Regions from separate parts of the Homo sapiens genome. Here region 2 is linked to region 1. The links are chromatin contacts, found by Hi-C in ENCODE. All regions are on one chromosome and are shown on one strand. The core of a region is the stretch at or near the end of the contact, and the rest is flanking DNA. Distances in the headings are between cores, read along the strand shown. Region 1 holds the start of UXS1 (UDP-glucuronate decarboxylase 1). Region 2 holds the start of LIMS1 (LIM zinc finger domain containing 1).

The links. Hi-C counts contacts between places; a loop is a spot of excess contacts on that map. Pooled maps may share reads with other maps.
Region 2: a loop to region 1 is called in a pooled map, with 10 times the contacts of the local background. The contact joins the promoter of LIMS1 here to the promoter of UXS1 in region 1. A Hi-C loop is called at or near these places in 5 of 50 pooled maps.

The regions. Positions count from the first base shown.
Region 1 is chr2:106,192,083-106,198,097 of GRCh38, reverse strand. UXS1 (UDP-glucuronate decarboxylase 1) reads left to right here and starts at 3,797. Exons shown (of 15, transcript NM_001253875.2): 1 at 3,797-3,950. The coding sequence starts at 3,857. RefSeq lists a silencer at 3,715-4,324 and an enhancer at 4,655-4,704.
Region 2 is chr2:108,531,069-108,537,083 of GRCh38, reverse strand. It overlaps LIMS1 (LIM zinc finger domain containing 1), which reads right to left and starts at 2,614. Exons shown (of 10, transcript NM_001193483.3): 1 at 2,490-2,614. The coding sequence starts at 2,521. GCC2-AS1 (GCC2 antisense RNA 1) reads left to right here and starts at 2,865. Exons shown (of 3, transcript NR_135290.1): 1 at 2,865-3,255. RefSeq lists silencers at 2,369-2,968, 3,457-3,751.

The sequences.
Region 1 (6,015 bases), core at 2,548-5,047:
GCATGGCAAACCACAGTCCATGACCTGGAAGCATACCTTCCTGTTGTGAAATTCCTTAGCCATTCATGCGACCCTGTCCCACAGTGACCACTCACCACATTTTGCTATGAGTGATAGTCATTTCTGTGCAAGTCTGCACTCAACTCCAGAAAAGCATCCTCACACAGGGAAAATCATGGCTTAAAATTCCAGCCCTACACTCCCAGCTCTGTGACTGGTAACCCTGTTACTTACCAAGCCAAGTAACTGGTAACCCTGCCACCTACCAAGTGTTGGGACACTTATCAAATGTTCAGAGCCTCAGTTTCCTCATCTATTAATGACAGCAGCAATGTAAATCAGTACAGCCCTTAAGGAAGACCGTATAGAAGTTCCCAAAAAAATTAAACACACAACTACCTTATGAGCCAAAAATTCCACTTCTGGGTAATGTACCCAAAAGAACTGAAAGTGGGGTCTTAAAGAGATATTTGTACACCTGTGTTCACAGCAGCATTATTCACAATACCCAAAAGGTGGAAGCAAACTAGTTTTAGCTATTCCACCATCTATACATATATTAAAACCTCATATGATACATCATAAATATATACAATTTTTGTTGATTTAAAAATTAATTTAAAATTTTTTTTTTTTTTTTTTTTTTTAAAGAGCAGCAACAATGGCAACCCTGCCCCACAGGGCTGTTGCAAGAATTAAATGAGTGTGTTAGTAGTTTTCACACTGCTATAAAGAACTGCTGGAGACTAGCTAATTTATAAAGGAAAGAGGTTTAATGGACTCACAGTTCCGCATGGCTGGGGAGGCCTCAGGAAACTTACAATCATGGCAGAGGGTGAAGGGGAAGCAAGGACCTTCCTCATATGGCGGCAGGGGAGAGGAGAGAAATGCCGTGAAGGAGAAACTTCCAAACACTTTTAAAACCGGCCGGGTGTGGTGGCTCACACCTGTAATCCCAGCACATTGGGAGGCCAAGGCGGGTGGATTACCTGAGGTCAGGAGTTCAAGACCAGCCTGACCAACATGGTGAAACCCCATCTCTACTAAAAATACAAAAATTAGCCAGGCGTGGTGGCGGGCGCCTGTAATCCCAGCTACTTGGGAGGCTGAGGCAGGATGATCACTTGAACCCGGGAGGCAGAGGTTGCAGTAAGCTGAGATTGTGCCATTGCACTCCAGCCTGGGCAACAGAGTGAGACCCCGTCTCAAAAAAAAAAATGCCATTGGCTGTCATGAGAACTCCCTTACCATCATGAGAACAGCATAGGGAAAACCACCTCCATGATCCAATCACCTCTCATCAGGTCCTTCCCTTGACATGTGGGGATTACAATTTGGGTGGGGACATAGAGCCAAACCATATCAATGAGGTAACAATGAAAGTGCATTGCATAACAGTCCCTGGCACATTGTAGAGGTTTATAAATGTTAATTTTCTCCACTCCTTAGGCTTTAAACACTTTAGAAGTCATATTACAATTCATTTTTTAATTACCCTGAGTGTCAAAAACACTACCTTTGTAACTTGTTCAAAAATATGTAATCGCTCAAAAATATTGTTGTTAACCTATCCACTGGAAATATGAGGGGGTTGACAGTAAGGGGAGGGAGCAGGGAGGGATGAGCCCAGAACCTGCGGGGGAAGTGGGGATGGGCTGGGAAGAAACAAGGGGGTCTGGGAAGAAACAAGAGAGGCAAGGAGCACAGGGAAATGGTGCTGCCTACGCCCAAGATCCCCGGAGGAGCTTGGAGGGTCTCTTTGGCATCTCCCTCCCTCAGGCCTTCTTACCTCCACTGGGTGCACACTTACTATTGCTTACTTTTTAATTCTGGCTGCGGCTGAGCAAGACACCAGTGTCCTGGGACACCAACCGCCTTCTGGGTGGCAATAATGACAGCAGCAGCTATTTCAACTGCAGCTGCTAACGGTATTTCCATATACTTAATCCCACAGGGCAGAAGTTGGCAGTAGTGTCCAGCAGCAGAAAAAAATGCTAACTGGGAATGCTGGGCTTAAGGAGTTTAGTACAGAAATGGCAAATACCCCACAATTTCTGACCTTTGTCGTCTAATAGGATACCTATCAACTAAACCCTACCTAAAACCTAAAATGCTTGAAATCCGCCTAGAAGCTTCAGTCTGATTTTGCCCATAGGTCAAATGTTAATGAACTATTATTTTCTTCCATTTCTGCTCCTCATCTTTAATCTAAAAACCACGGAGTCATGGAATGGGAAAGGCCTAGAGCTCCACTTGCTCTAGTTCTCTTTTCAAAAACCATAGCCAGAAAGCCACGAGGAAATGCAGACTTACAAACAAAATCGATTTGTTCCAAACTGGTGTGCTCTGGGGGCCTGGCCCCTCTGGGAACCCAGGACTCAGGCTCCCATGCCAGGTGTTTTGTCACTTGGCAGCCTCCTTGGACACGTCAGAGTCAGGGAGCTGGGCTTCTCGAAAGAAGTCCACTCCATCTATGGGCAGCATGCATAGCAGGGGCAATCCGCCTTAGCAAACCGCTCAGTGTTTCCTCCTAGTCAGGGATTCTCAACAGGTTTAGGGGAGGGGTAGGATGGAGGTAGGTTTTATCAGAATCACATCATTTGCACTATAGTTTGAAAGATGTAACATAAAGCTGCTGCTTTAGTACCAGCTGCCATATTTCCTTTTCTTGGAGGTTTCTAATAAATCTAAAGGAGGGTGATCTATTAAGTTTTGCAAAATGGCCTGAGGTTCCAAGAGGTAGGAGAGCCGCTGCTGACTTCAACTTCTCCGTATAGCTGAAGATGACCTCTTGAAGCCTGCAGATCCCAAATCCGGGATCTCTCTTAATGTGGCATCACACACATCTGTGTGTACCTGTCTTTTTTTCCTCCATGGGACCAGCTCTCTCCAGATCCAATGACAAGCTTCCGATTATCTGTGGATCTTCTGATACATCTCCTTGCTTGTAATCATCATTCAGTAAATGCTTTTTAAACACAGGTACCTCCTATGCAATCAGTACAGCACTCATAAAACAGATATACTCAACAAAAAGATTGAATGAAACACACACGACAACATGGTCAGGGTTTTTCTCTAGGCAGAGACAGCGCAATTTCATCTTTTCTTTTCCAAGTCTATCCTAAATTAATATACTTAGCACTGCTTTTTAAAATAATAATAAAAGACTATTATTAAAACAAAGGCACCCCAGTTGATCATAGCCAAGGAAAAAAAACGCAGCCAGTTTTTACTTCGGCAAGGTTTAGGGGATTTATCATTTTCGCTGCCGATATTCTAACTAAAAAAAGCCAACTAAACAGCCCAGAGAACGAGGCAACTTTCTGAGGCAGGCATTCAACTTCTAAGGCTCGGCCAAGTTTAGCAAATAAGTTTCGTTTCACTGCAACACCGGAATGCCCACCGCGTGCCCCCCTCCGGGCGGGGCTCGGAAACTGGCCACTGCAGTCGTGCCCTTGGGTTGGGGACGCACCTCAGCGAAACGAATCCAGCCGCACCTCCCGGCTGGCACCCGCGCGCTTTAACTCAGGGAAAACAGACCGGAACGCGCATGCGCCGCGGCGCGCCGCACCGCCCACCAGCCCTCCAGGTCACATTCTTCGAAAACCAAGGCAAGAAAGGCGGCAACTGCGCCTGCGGGTAGAGAAGCCGGAGGGGCGGGGGCGGAGCCGGAGGAAGGGGGTGGAGGCGCGCCTGCGCGGTGATCCCGCCAGCAGGAAGCAGGCGCGCGGGGGCGGGGGCGCGCGGCGGCAGGAGGCGGGGCTCTCGGGGCCGCTGCCGCCGCCGCCGCCGCGCATTGTGCAGCAGGCGGGCCCCCGCGCGGTAGGGCCCTGGACCCGCGCGGCTCCCGGGGATGGTGAGCAAGGCGCTGCTGCGCCTCGTGTCTGCCGTCAACCGCAGGAGGATGAAGCTGCTGCTGGGCATCGCCTTGCTGGCCTACGTCGCCTGTGAGTGCGCGCCCGCTGCCAGCTGGGGAGCCCCATTCATTCCCCGGCGCCGCGGTGGGCCGGGCGGCGGTGGTTCGGGGCCCCGAGGCGGCCCTGCAGCCCCGCGTTGCTCCCCGCCCCGGGCGGGGCCGGCGCTTTCTGCTCCCACCCCTTTCCACTCTTGCAGCAAAGCGGGCCAACTTGGGCGCACACCCCCTACCGCTTAGGCCCGGGCGCGGACCCCGGGCGGAGGGGCCCCTAGCAGTCCTCGGGCGGCCCCAGGTCTCTGCCTCCTGCCCGGGCGCGGGGGACTCGGCGGCGGCGCTGTCGTCCATGTCGCGCTGGGAGCCGGCGAGGGTCCCGGTCGGGGACTCCGGAGCGTGCCGCGTGGGGATACCCTTGGGGACAGCCGAGGTCGCGCCGCGGTGTCGGTTAAGTCGGATAAAAATACTGTGGCCATTGGCAGAGCCCCCGCTCCGACTGTTTGCTCCTCAGGAAAATTACTCAGCGTTTAACTCTTGGGGAGCCAAGTGTGGGCGGCTCCCCGGCCCGCGGCCGTGCCCAGGTGTCGGGGCGCACCGGCATCCCCATTCTAGGTTTTCCCCCGGGGCTCGGCGGCCGGGCGAAGCAGGCAGGCAGCTGGGTGGCCGGGCAGGGCGTGCCTGCAGCTTCTCTGTGCGCGGGTCCAGTTTCTGTCATCGCTCACAGCATGCTGCCTGGAGACAGGGCAGGAGGGGCACTTCGCAGGCAGGTGGTCGGCCCTCTGCTTGTTAGGGAAGTCAGAAACCGTCCTTTTAAAGATCTATTCGTTGGGAATGTTTTAATTGATGCTATTAATACGTTACCAAGTAGCAAAATTGGACTAGAAATAGCTCCCAGTGTGAGCTGCGTTTGAATGCTAGCCACCCAGACACACACTGAAATGAAATCACCTGCTAACCTGTTGGCGTTACCAAGATCTGATTCCAGAGGTGAGTGGGTACTTCACTTGTCTGAAGTGACTTCAGTTGAGCTCTAGGAAGGCAAGTATGAGTAGATCCAGCCTGTGTGCTACAGCCCAGCTGTTCAGGAGGTGGAGCTGGAAAACCCCAGCAGGACTCCGGGTTGCTAGGGGAGGTTTCAGGCGTCGGATGGGTGTTAGATGTGTGTAGTTTTGCAAGGGAGGAAGAACTAGTCTAAAGTGTGTGTGTGGTCAATCTTGAGTAAGAAAGCTGAGACCCAAGAGGAAAGACCATTTAAAGTTGAATAACTATTATTATGGCAGTAATACTACCTACATTTGTTGAGTGCTTAACTGTGTGAGTCATGATTCTTAGTGCCATTGTCTCAATCATTGAGCAACCCTGGGAAATCGGTACTATAATGATTCCTATTTTAGAGGTGAGGAAGTTAAGGCCAAGAGAGATTAGGAAATTTATGGATGATCACACAGATAGTAAGAGAAGGAGGGCCAAAATTTGAACCCAGAAAGGCCTGGGAGCAGGAGCTAGAACCCAGGTCTTCGAACAGCAGTTTCAATGTTTATTTTGGGGGTATTCTATAGTCGCTGCAAGGGTTTAGAATTAATAAAGTAGGGGATTTATGGAGCCATGGGAAGTTTTTTTTTTTTTTTTGAGACGGAGTCTCGCTCTGTTCAGCCCAGGCTGGAGTGCAGGGGCGCGATCTCGGCTCACTGCACGCTCCACCTCCCGGGTTCACGCCATTCTCCTGCCTCAGCCTCCCAAGTAACTGGGACTACAGGCACCCGCCACCACGCCCGGCTAATTTTTTGTATTTTTAGTAGAGACGGGGTTTCACCATGTTAGCCAGGATGGTCTCGATCTCCTGACCTCGTGATCCGCCTGCCTCGGCCTCCCAAAGTGCTGGGATTACAGGCGTAAGCCACCGCTCCCAGCAGGAAAGTTTTTTAACCAATCATTCATCTGACCAGGAAATCTTACCAAGTCCTTACTGTTGTCCCTGAATTTGGCACTAGGAGACACCATGGGGTGCTAAAACTTAACTGGTCTGTGCTGTGATGGTACAGACCCTATACCACATAGTGTAGCACGTTGATTCTCAGACTTAAGCATGCATCAGAATCAGT
Region 2 (6,015 bases), core at 1,365-3,864, 2.3 Mb before region 1:
CTGAATTCTTTACCTTTATGTACTCACAGGAAAATAATGTCAATTTCACTTTTTAAGTGAAATGGTACAGTCATGCTGGAAAAAAACTGTCAGTTTCTCAAAAAACTAAACATACGATTTCTGTACAACCTGCCAATTGCACACTCTTGGACATTTATCCCAGAAAAGGAAAAGTTACATTCACATAAAACTTAGACAGGCTGAGCACAGTGGCTCTAAAATTCCAGCACTTTGGGAGGCTGAGGTGGGTGGACTGCTGGAACCCAGGAGTTTGGGACCCCCAGACTAGCCTGGACAACATGGCGAAACCCTGTTTCTACCAAAAAAATACAAAAATTATCCAGGCATGGTGGCGTGTGTCTGTAGTCCCAGCTACTTGGGGGACTGAGGTGGAAGGATTGCTTCAGCCTGGGAGGTCTAGGGTGCAGTAAGTCATGATCATGCTACTGCATTCCACTCCAGTCTGGGTGACTAAGCAAGACACTGTCTCAAAAACAACAACAAACACCTGTCTATTTGTTCGTAGTAGCTTTCTTAATAGCCCAAAACTAACAGCCTGAATGTCCTTCAAACATGTGAACAGTTAAACTGCTGTACATCCATACCATGGAGCACTACTGAGCAACAAAAAGGAACAAACTATGACATGCACAACAAATAGCGTATGATTCCACTTACATGAGATATGAGGTACCAGCAGTAGTCAAAGTCATAGACAGAAATTAAAATGATGGCTGCCAGGGACTGGCGGGAGGAGGGGAATGGAGAATTATTGTTTAATAGGTACAGAGTTTCAGTTTTGTAAGATAAAGATTTCTGGACATGTATGATGGTTACGGATGCACAATAATTTGAATGAACTTATTACTCTCCCTCCAAAAAGTAAATTACTAATGGTAAATTCAGGATGGGAAGGGGATAGGATGCGGAGAGACACTGGACCAGAGAGGTTTGAAGGTCTTAAAAGGAAACTATTATCTCCTTTATTACACTACATATCCGTTATTCTTAATATCTCACAAATACTTTAAATTTTATATCAACTTACTAGTCAATACTTTTTTTTAAGGAAAAAAGTCCATGATGAAGGAGTACAAATTATTGTTATCAAATCTTGAGCTTTGACTCTTTTTTGTTACTTGTGACCAAATGGCAGGCGTGCACTTCTGTAATAGAGCGATGAGCTGAATTAACTTGCTTGTGTCATGAAATACCATTTTTACGGGAAAGAACAACTGACAAACTAGGGTTATTTAAACCTGTATTGCCGGACACTTCCTTGAAACTGAACAAAGTGAGTCTGTCACTTTGAGGAAAACAATTGACAATATTTTGCTCCCAATGATAAAAAGCAAGCTTTCAACCGAAAATGAGAATTTTGGAAAACTTGTAAACACCACCTTGTATCTGACGGCTTTTAACATAAAGACTTTCCTAATGAAATCAATAGCGATGGTAACGAATGTTATTCGGCGCTATTAATGAAATGCGTCAGCTTGAGATCTGCCAAACTCAGTGAGCCAATATCTTCCAAACGACAAATATATGGTGTTACAATGGGTAACAGCTGCATTCAAACTGCAAGACAGACCAAGGAATTTTAACGTAACTGTGTGCAAAGGCCACTGACAGGAGCTTTAGCTGCATTCAAACTGCAAGACAGACCAAGGAATTTTAACGAAACTGTGTGAAAAGTCCGCTGACAGTAGCTTCAGATTCCACGTCCAAACCAGCCTTTGAGAAACTTCCACTTACGTAGTTTTGGTGTAGTAATAAAGAATACCCATAATTATCTGAAACAGCTATTAAGACAGTACTCACTTTTCCAACTACACATCTGTGTAAGATCAGATTTTCTTCATATAAAAACATACCGCAACAGACTGAACTGCAAAGGAGATGGGAGAACGTAGTTGTCTCTACTAAGTCAGACAACTCAAGAGATTCGCAAACTGTAAAGGACGCCAGTCGTCCCACGAACTCTTTTGTTTTAGCAAAACCCTATGTTGCATAAAAATGTGGTATGTACGTTAACATACCACGGATTTATTCAATGAGTTAATAGTAACTTCAGTGTCTCGGTTTTCCTTTCTAGTACAGTCTATGGAGATAGCCACCATTCCAGGTCCTCTAGTCCCAAGAGGGGTCCTGAGACCAAGACGTCTGCGACCCGCTGATCCCTACTGCTAGAAGATAAATGATTAGCTCGGCAAATACTGATTTGTCTTATGGAACTCTCGGAGCAGCGGGGCGGCGTCAGCGCCTGTGCCACCGCGGACACCCGGGAGTGAACAGCAGCCGTCTCCTCCGCGGGCCCGGACGCAGCCACGCCGCCACCCGAGCGCTGGGGGTCGGGGCTCCGGCCGACCGGGGGAGGCCGCGGGGAAAGCCCGGCCGCCCGCCCGCGCCAGGCCCGGCCCGGCCCGGCCCGAAGGCCCGCCGGGAGCTGCGGGGCGGACGTGGCGGGGGCCGCGCGGTGCGGCCCGTACCTGTGGGTCATCCCGGCCGCCACGCCCAGCATCTCTCCGCTTTCGGCCGCCGCCGTCTCTCAGCCCCTCGTCTCCCGGCGCCGCTCCAGCCGCGTCCTAGTCCCTCGCCGCCGCGGCCGGCTACTGGCGGGCCCGGAGCAGGAAGGGGAGGAAGGCCAGGGGCCGGCCGCGCGGGGGCGCGGGAGGGGGGGGAAGGCGAGGCGGGCCGCGCGGGAAGGCGGGGGAGGGGCGGGAGCGGCTGGGCAAGGAGGGGCGGGGACTGGCGGGGCGGGCGCCGAAGGGCGCGGACTGGAGAGGTAGGCGCGGGGGGGCGGGGCGTTGCGGGGCGGGGCGCGCATCAGACCCCGCCCCAACCCGTGGCTCGGGCCCGCCCCCATTTCAGCACCCCAGGCTAGTCTGGGAGGCTGGCGCAAACGCAGCGGGTGGCTGGGGTAGGGGCTCATTGGGAGCCCACGGAGCGCGGCGGCGGCTCGGGGGCCGAGTTCCCTACAACAAGGATGGCGGTGACGGGCGCAGGGAGCGGGGCCCGGCTCTCCTTGCCTCGAGGCTCCTCTGATTCCACTCGCGTGGCTGCGCGGCCCTGGCAGCGGCCTTCGTCCCGGGGGTGGGAGCTACACAGGGTTCCGCCCCGTCCTGGCGAGGACGCCTGAGGGGGCTCTGTGGTAAGGCTCTGTCGGGCAGGCCGGGCTTCCGGGAGGACCTGGTCTGGATCGGTCACCGCTGGGTGCCTGAGCTCCGCATGGAGCCTGCAGCCTTTGTTTAACTTGTGAGTTAAGAAAAGTTAACCTTTCTTGGAGAGTTTCCAGTCTTGCCTCTGCATCCTGTTCTTCCTTGCTAGCTCTCATTTTCTTCACCCATTCCGTCTATCAAAACCTGAAATTTTGGGGCCGGCGCAGTGGCTCACGCCTGTAATCCCAGCACTTTGGGAGGCTGAGGCAGGCGGATCACCTGAGGTCAGGAGTTCGAGACCAGCCTGACCAACATGGAGAAACCCCGTCTCTACTAAAAATACAAAATTAGCCGGGCGTGGTGGTGGCACATGCCTGTAATCCCAGCTACTCGAGAGGCTGAGGCAGGAGAATCGCTTGAACTTGGGAGGCGGAGCTTGTGGTGAGCTGGGAGATCGCGCCACTGCACTCCAGCCTAGGTAACAGGCTCCGTCCCAAAAAAAAAAAAAAAAAAAAGTGAAATCTCCAAAGGATTTAATAGATTTAATAGATAAGACAAGTTATTCATCCTGGGCATAAATGATCTCTCTCAGGATACCTGATTCTGTAACTATAGCTACTCTCTAGTAATAGAATGAAAACTTTGGTCTCCTGCCAGTCGAGGCATGTCGGAGGAAAACACTGGATCTATTTGATGTCCTCACATGAAAGTAAATTCCAAACAAAGCAAATAGTTAAATGTTCAAAAAACAAAAAAAAAAAAAAAAAAAAAGAGAGAGGTTATGAAAATACCAGAAGAAAACAAGGGAAAAAAACAAAAGTAAGGTTGGAGTGGTGAGAGACTTTTCAAAGAGCATATAAACCATAAAATTAAAAATTGATAAATGTAGGCCGGGCACGGTGACTCACGCGTGTAATCCCAGCACTTGGAGAGGCTGAGGTGAGTGGATCACCTGAGGTCAGGAGTTTGAGACCAGCCTGACCAACATGGTGAAACCCCGTCTCTAATAAAAATACAAAAATTTCACCGGTTGTGGTGGCGGGGTTCCTGTAATCCCAGCTACTTGGGAGGCTGAGGCAGGAGAATTACTTGAACCTGGGAGACAGAGGTTGCAGTGAGCCGAGATCGCGCCATTGCAGTCCAGCCTGGGCGACAGAGCAAGACTCTGTCTCTAAATAAATAAATAAAAATTGATAAATGTAACTACATAGAAATCTAAATTTTCTGCATAGCAAATAAATATAACAAACCCCAACCAAGAAAAATATTTGTAAAATGTATGACAAAAAGTTCTAAATTATTAAAAAAGTTCTAATTATTAAAAAAATCAGTACAAAAATGTTCAACTCAGAGAAAAACAGGTTTCTACAGAAAAATACAAATGATTTCTTAAAGTATCATAAAACAAAAATAAAATACAATTTTTCACAAATGCAAAGATGAAAAGTTTGACTATATATTGTTTTGATGAGGATATAGGGAAACCCTTTTTTCCTCCCCTAGAGGAGGCCTCTCTATGTTACCCACACTGGTCTTGAACTCTTGGACTTCAACTATCCTTTTGAATAGCAGGGTTTACGAGTGCACGTCAGCATGCCTGGCTAATTTATTGTTGATAGGAGTATAAATCCATACACGCTTTGTAAAGAACAAGTGGGCAATAGCTATCAATGTAAAATTCAGCTCTTCTTTGACCCAAGATATTCATATTTTGGAATTTATCTTACAAATGTATTCTTATATGTACACCAAAAGAATGTACAAATTTGGGCATGGTGGCTCACACCTGTAATCCCAGCACTTTTGGAGGTCGAAGCAGGAGGATCCCTTGAGGTTAGGAGTCCAAGACCAGCCTGGGAAGAAAAGGGAGACCCCCCTGCCTTGTCTCTACAAAAAAAAAAAATTAAAAATTAGCTGGGCATGGTGGCGTGCACCTGTAGTTCCAGCCAGCTATAATTGCACCACTGCACTGCAGCCTGGGTGACAGAGTGAGACCCCGATTCAAAAAAAAAAAAAAAAGAAAAAAGAAAGAACAAATTTTAAAGGTCCCTAGGCAACTATCTGTACACTAAATGACATCACTGAAATTTACTTTAAAATGTAGGGGTGGGGAATGTGGGTTGATAACTTGAAACTACCTCATAAATACATTACATTCTTTATATTAGCTTGTCTACTTTAGTGTATATGTGAACATTTCTGTAATAAAAAAGTTTTTTAAAATTGAAAATGGCCGCGCGGTGGCTCAGGCCTGTAATTCCAGCACTCTGGGAGGCCAAGGCAGACAGATCATGAGGTCAGGAGATTGAGACCGTCCTGGCTAACACGGTGAAACCCCGTCTCTACTAAAAAAAAAAAAAAAAAAATGCTGGGCATGATGGTGTGCGCCTGTAGTCCCAGCTACTTGGGAGGCTGAGGCAGGAGAATGGCGTGAATCCAGGAGGCGGAACTTGCAATGAGCCTGTAGCAGGATGAGCCGCAGACAAAACTCCTCAGACTCCGAGTTGAAGGAAGGGGTTTATCTGGCCGGGGGCATCAGCAAGTCTCCTGTCTCAAGGGCCAAGCACCCCGAGTGAGCAATTCCTGTCCTTTTTAAGGGCTCACAACTCTAAGGGGGTGTACGTGAGAGGGTCGTGATCGATTGAGCAAGCAGGGGGTACGTGAGTGGAGGCTGCATGCACCAGTAATTAGACCGGAACAAAACAGGATAGGGATTTTCACAGTGCTTTTCTATACAGTGTCTGTAATCTATAGATAACATAACTGATTAGGTCAGAGGTCGATCTTTAACTACCAGGCCTAGGGTGTGGGGCCGGGCTGTCTGCTTGTGGATTTCATTTCTGCCTTTTAGTTTTTA